2 separate regions of the Homo sapiens genome follow, and region 2 is linked to region 1. A link is a loop called in an ENCODE intact Hi-C map of the cell type or tissue named here. Cell type or tissue: heart left ventricle. All regions are shown on one strand. Each heading gives the region's core, and the rest is flanking DNA. Links, peaks and the distances in the headings are about the cores only. Region 1 has its middle 7.6 kb from the start of MIR6516. Region 2 overlaps SEC14L1 (SEC14 like lipid binding 1).

The links. A loop is a pair of places that touch in the nucleus more often than their neighbours do. Peaks named below come from ENCODE experiments on the same cell type or tissue, not always from the same donor. Only the 100,000 strongest peaks of a DNase experiment are listed, where the experiment ranks them.
Region 2: it touches region 1 in a loop (3-fold over the local background); 84 of 110 quality-filtered maps call a loop at or near these places.

The regions. Positions count from the first base shown.
Region 1 is chr17:77,095,608-77,098,514 of GRCh38, forward strand. It overlaps a transcript of SEC14L1 not described here. Among named protein-coding and RNA genes, the nearest start is that of MIR6516, 7.6 kb to the left of the region's middle. In heart left ventricle, for the core only: a CTCF peak has its summit at 1,050; no DNase peak of the experiment used is centred there; H3K4me3 peaks cover 324 bases; H3K27ac peaks cover 2,132 bases.
Region 2 is chr17:77,144,456-77,147,362 of GRCh38, forward strand. The region is part of intron 3 of SEC14L1 (SEC14 like lipid binding 1); the gene reads left to right. Among named protein-coding and RNA genes, the nearest start is that of SEC14L1, 4.9 kb to the left of the region's middle. In heart left ventricle, for the core only: CTCF peaks have their summits at 1,421 (motif pointing left) and 2,621; DNase peaks (open chromatin) are centred at 1,416 and 2,644; H3K4me3 peaks cover 2,500 bases; H3K27ac peaks cover 2,387 bases.

The DNA of each region.
Region 1 (2,907 bases), core at 106-2,605:
GGAGTTCGAAAGCAGCCTGACCAACATGGTGAAACCCCATCTCTACTAAAAATACAAAATTCAACCAGGTGTCGTGGCAGGCACCTGTAATCCCAGCTGCTCGGGAGGCTGAGGCATGAGAATCAGTTGAACCCAGGAGACAGAGGTTTCGGTGAGCCAAGGTCACACCACTGCACTCCAGCCTAGAAGACAGAGCAAGACTTTGTCTCAAAAAAAAAAAATTAACTAATTACTGAAATAAATAAACAGCCTTCACTAATTCTCCTACACAGTAATGGGCGCGCTCCTCCTACACAGGACTGGCATGCTGGGCATCTTTCTGGGTGATGGGAGGGAGGCCTAGACTCCATGGGTGGAGGCCTAGGAAGGTTTTGTGTGGCTGTCAGGAACATTCCCTGGCCTTGGCTGTCTCCTGCTGTCATTCAGTTCCAGCTCCTTGCAGTCAGTCTTTTTTTTTTTTTTTTTTTTAAATAGAGATGAGGTCTCACTGTCTTGCCCAGACTGGTCTTGAACTCCTGGGCTCAGGTGATCCTCCCACCTCAGCCTCCCAAAGTGTTGGAATCACAGGCATGAGCCATCACGCCTGGCTACAGATGGTGCTTTCAATATTAGCAATGGATAATTAAATATGTGGTTAAGAAGTTGTATTTAAGGTTAAAAATCACTATGAGGCTGGGTGTGGTGGCTCAAACCTGTAATCCCAGCACTTTGGGCCAAGGCAGGCGGATCACCTGAGGTCAAGAGTTCGAGACCAGCCTGGCCAACATGCTGAAACCCTGTCTCTACTAAAAATACAAAAATTAGCCAGGCGTTATGTTGCGTACCTATAATCCCAGCTACTCGGGAGGCTGAGGCAGGAGAACCGCATGAACCTGGGAGGCAGCGGTTGCAGTGAGCCGAGATAGCGCCACTACACTCCAGCCTGGGTGACAGTGAGACTCCATCTCAAAAAAAAAAAGTCACCGTGGGACACAAGCCCTGTATCAGAAAAGGTATAGAAATTAAAGAACAGTTAAGTCAAGATTTTGAATTTCTCTCTTCGTCCACTAGAGGATGTAATCCAACACCAGACTGTGTTCTCTGATGTAACTTGGTATAGAGTTTGGGTTTTGGGGCTTTTTTGTTCTGTTTTGATTTGTGTAATTTAGCCAAGACTTTCTGTGACCAAAAAGTTATGTCTGTTGTAACTTGGTACAGAGTTTGGATTTTGGGGTTTTTTTGTTTTGTTTTGATTTGTGTAATTTAGCCAAGACTTTCTGTCACCAAAAAGTTATGCAGAAGATTCATCTGCGGGGCTGGGCTCTTAGTTACGAATCTGTCCGGTTGTCCCAGTGGAATCAGTCCAGGTGTCTTGGTTCGTGATAAGTGCTTTCCTTGGAAGCGTTTATCATGTCAGGAACCAAGCACAGGCACTGCACGTGGAGATAAGAGCGTGTTCTAATACATTTCTCCGTTCCAATGTACTCCCAGTGCCAGCTGGTGAGAACATCGGGAAAGATTTTCTTTGTAAGGAATCCAGTGTTAACACGTACCAGTATTTGAAGTCCCAGACAGTGTGCATTAAGGGTTTAGAAGTGTCTCTGGCATGAACATTGCTTATAACTTGAAATTGACAGGTACTTATCAAGACCAAACAAAGTTTGCACAAAGCCAGCACAGTTAAGAGTGCTGATTGTGGCCGGGCACGGTGGCTCACGCCTGTAATCCCAGCACTTTGGGAGGCCGAGGCGGGCGGATCACAAGGTCAAGAGATCAAGACCATCCTGGCCAACATGGTGAAACCCCGTCTCTATTAAAAGTACAAAAATTAGCCGGGCGTAGTGGCGCACGCCTGTAATCCCAACTACTCGGGAGGCTGAGGCAGGAGAATCTCTTAAACCTGGGAGGCAGAGGTTGCAGTGAGCCGGGATTGTGCCACTGCACTCCAGCCTGGCGACAGAGCAAGACTCCATCTCAAGAAAAAAAATTTAAAAAAAAGAGTGCTGATTGTTAGCTGGTGGGAAAGTGGACTTGCTGGGTGGGGGCGGGGGAGTGGGGAGAATGACCATTCTGAAAGTGTAATCTTCAACAGAGTACTGTACGTTCTCTGGCTTATTAGCCCGGTGAACAGCTTTCTGATGGTTTTAGTTGAACAAGTATTGCTGGATATGTTAAAATACAGCCAGAGGCAAAACATACTCCCTCCTCTCAGAGAACTTATATCCCAGGATAGGGGAGACTGGAAACAGGTCATTAGAATATGCAGAATAACAGATGAGTGCTATGGAGAGAAAGACAGCAGCCCCACTACGGAGGAGCACGGGATGGGGTTTGCAATTTTAGATGGGTGGCCTTTAACCAAATCCTTCAGTGAGAGTAAGTCACATGATGACCAGGAAGAGCACCCCAGCAGGGGAGGCAGCCAGTGCCCTGGCACACAAGCAAAAGGAGTTGATGAGAGGGCTGGGGGGCTGAGGCCAGATCTCATGGGGCCTCACATGGAGGAAAGTGTGGGACTTCTGCCTTTTCTCTGAATAGTGTCCGTAGCTTACATATTCTATCTACTCTTGCCTTTTAGGAACCATTTTTCCCTCTAATGGTAGTTTACGTTAGAAGTATTTCCTGTTCTAGGCCCGGTGCAGTGGCTCATGTCTGTAATCCCAGCACTTTGGGAGGCCAAGGCAGGTGGATCACCTGAGGTCAGGAGTTCGAAACCAGCCTGGCCAACATGGCAAAACCCCATCTCTACTAAAAATACAAAAATTAGTCAGGCGTGGTGGTGCATACCTGTAATCCCAGCTACTCGGGAGGCTGAGGTACGAGAAATGCCAGAACCCAGGAGGCAGAGGTTGCAGTAAGCCATCGTCGTGCCACTGGACTTCAGCCTGGGCGACAGTGAGACTGTCTCAAAAAAAAAAAAAAGTATTT
Region 2 (2,907 bases), core at 192-2,691, 49 kb after region 1:
CTGTTTCTGTTCCTTCTATAAATAGAAACGCAGGTGTTTTAGCAGCTGGCTGCTTCTGCTCAGCGTATGTTTGTGGGATTTATATAGATCAATAGTTTTGAAAAACAAGAAGTCCTCTTACGGGAAGAATTTACATGACAGGGTTTGTTTTAAAATTTATTTTATTTATTTTTTTGAGACAGCGTCTCACTCTGTCACTCAGGCTGGATTGTAGTGGCGCGATCTCAGCTCACTGCAACCTCCATCTCCTGGGTTCAAGCGATTCTTCTGCCTCAGCCTCCCAAATAGCTGGGATTACAGACCTGCACTACCATGCCCGCTAATTTTTGTATTTTTAGTAGAGATGGGGTTTCTCTATGTTGGCCAGGCTGGTCTCGAACTCCTGACCTCAGGTGATCCACCCGCCTTGGTCTCCCAGAGTGCTGGGATTACAGGCGTGAGCCACCTCTCCTGGTCTATTTTTATTTTTATTTTTTGAGACGGAGTTTTGCTCTCGTCCAGGCTGGAGTGCAGTGACGCGATCTTGGCTTACTGCAGCCTCTGCCTCCTGAGTTCAAGCGATTCTGCATCAGCCTCCCGAATAGCTGCGATTACAGGTGCCTGCCCCCGCACCTGGCTAATTTGTGTGTGTGTGTGTGTATGTATGTGTGTGTGTGTGTGTGTGTGTGTGTGTGTGTGTGTATATATACACATATATATTTGTTTTGTTTTGTTTTTTAGTAGAGATGGGGTTTCTCCATGTTGGCCAGGCTGGTCTTGAACTTCTGCCCTCAGGTGATCCTCCTGCCTTGGCCTTCCAAAGTGCTGGGATTACAGGTGTGAGCCACTGTACTTGAGATATAATTTACATACAGTGAAATGGTCACGTGTCAGGTGTACAGTTTGATTAGTTTTAACAAAAGAATCCCTCACACCTTTGTGAAAACACAGGACATTTGAATCCATCCCCCTGGTGAAGGTTCTGTGGTGCGCCTTCCCTTTCAGGTGTGAGGTTTTGGTTTGTGTGTGTGGGTAAGAAGCTCTGTGTGTTAAGATGTCTGTGTGTTAAGAAGTTACGTGTGTTAAGATGTAGTTACACATCTTAAATATGTGTAGCTAGGGCTGTTAACAGTATTTTATGTTGTTGACTTACCATGTTTGCCATTTGCATGTTATCTGTGCTGTTTTGGCTTTTGGTTGTATGAGGCAAAGACCCACTCCAGCCAGCTTGGGAAGGAGTTTGGTGAGTGGGAACATGTATAGTGTGATAGGAATCACACAGGAATCCGGGAATTCGAGCTGGGATGGGCTGAGCTCCAGAGCCTGGTAGTGGAGGGAGGTTCCTGGCTGCTCTGGGGGCCTCAGCCACAGTTTTTCTCTAGGATTTTGCCCTGTGGGACTGTGCCTGGCTCCATGTGCTGGAGCCTTCTACCCCGCCACCAGCTGGCTGCTTTGCTCACTCCTAGTTTTCCATGTGGCTTCAGCTCGAGGACGTGCTTAGCTGTCTGAAAGCCCTCTGGCCCCAGTTCAACTCTGTGGCATTTCTTGTTGCATTCTTTCAGTTTCTAAGTGACCAATTCCTGTCACATTTCATAGTTCACATCCTTGAGAGAAACTTGATCTAGTTCATTCCCCACCCCGACCCCTGCCCTGGTCCTGGGTTTGAGGATATTGGCTAGCCTGTGGATTGTTTGCCTTAGGTGGGAGGCCTGACCCTTGTTCAGTGAGCTGGGCTGGTGGAGCTGGGGAGGAGGCAGTGGGGGTGGTAGGCAGTGGGCATCGCCAGGTAAAGTAGAGTGGCTGCCCACGGCCCGGGGTGGACACAGGGCAGAGAGTTGGGCAGGGTGGGGGATGTTCTCCAAAACACTTGAGTGTGGCTTAAAAAGTTCATGCAACCCTGATAGTTTGAGGCAAAGGCTGGTTTCTTTGCCAAACGTTAGATTTAATAAAAGAGGAGGTGTTTGGATTGTTTAACGTTCAGACTTCCTTATTTCCCTTACTTCACTATTTTCAAAATTGTGACGTTTACCTTGCCAGTTCATGCAGGACTTTACAGAAGAACTCGAAATTCAAATTCTGAGCTGCCACCAAGTTTTTACAATTAAACCATTTTAAAACTATTGTTCTGAGGTAGTGGTTAATTTCCCTTCTTTTTCTTTCTTTCTTCTCCTTTTTTTTCTTTTTTTTATGATTTAAAACTTACTAGTTAGAAACTTTTTTTTTTGCCTCACCAGCTTCAGGAAATTTTCTTTTGAATTGTTAGAAAAACAAACAAACAAACACACAGACGCACACACACGCACGTATATTCTTCCACCCTGTAGTATAAAGAAAACATTTTTAAATCCGAAAATGAAATATGTTACCTTTTTCCTTCCAAAAGTAGACTGTGAGTGATGTTTGTGTGGTGTCCTTTGCCCCCATTTCTTACTGTAGTTTTATGGTATAAAATCCTCAGTATTTGCTTAATTTTTTTTGTCATTGAGGAAAACTAACAGTAAAATGAGTTAACCTGAAAATGCCCTTTTCAGTTCAGCATTCAGAGTGAGGAAAGAGGTATATATGCAGTTAAGGTGAGAACGGAACCGTAGCTTCCGCCGGCGGACTTGTGAGCACGTCAGAAAGCGAATGTGCCTCACTAGAACGCACGGTGGCGGCAGGAGTGGCCGGCAGTGCCCGGCACGCAGTCACGGGAGGTGGGTCGAGTCCTGGTTTATGTGAGTCCTGTGAGGTGAGAGAGTGGGAGAAAACGCCTCACTCAACTTAATGCCTTTGTTTGTTTGTTTTAACCAAGAGTTTACTTGTAATTTAGTATTGCCGGAAAATTGTTCAGGTAAAAAGTGCCTAGTATAAATAGGTACACAGTCAGGTCAGATATGTTAATTGCATCTCACTTGATTTAATGAAAATTTACCATTTGTTTTGAGG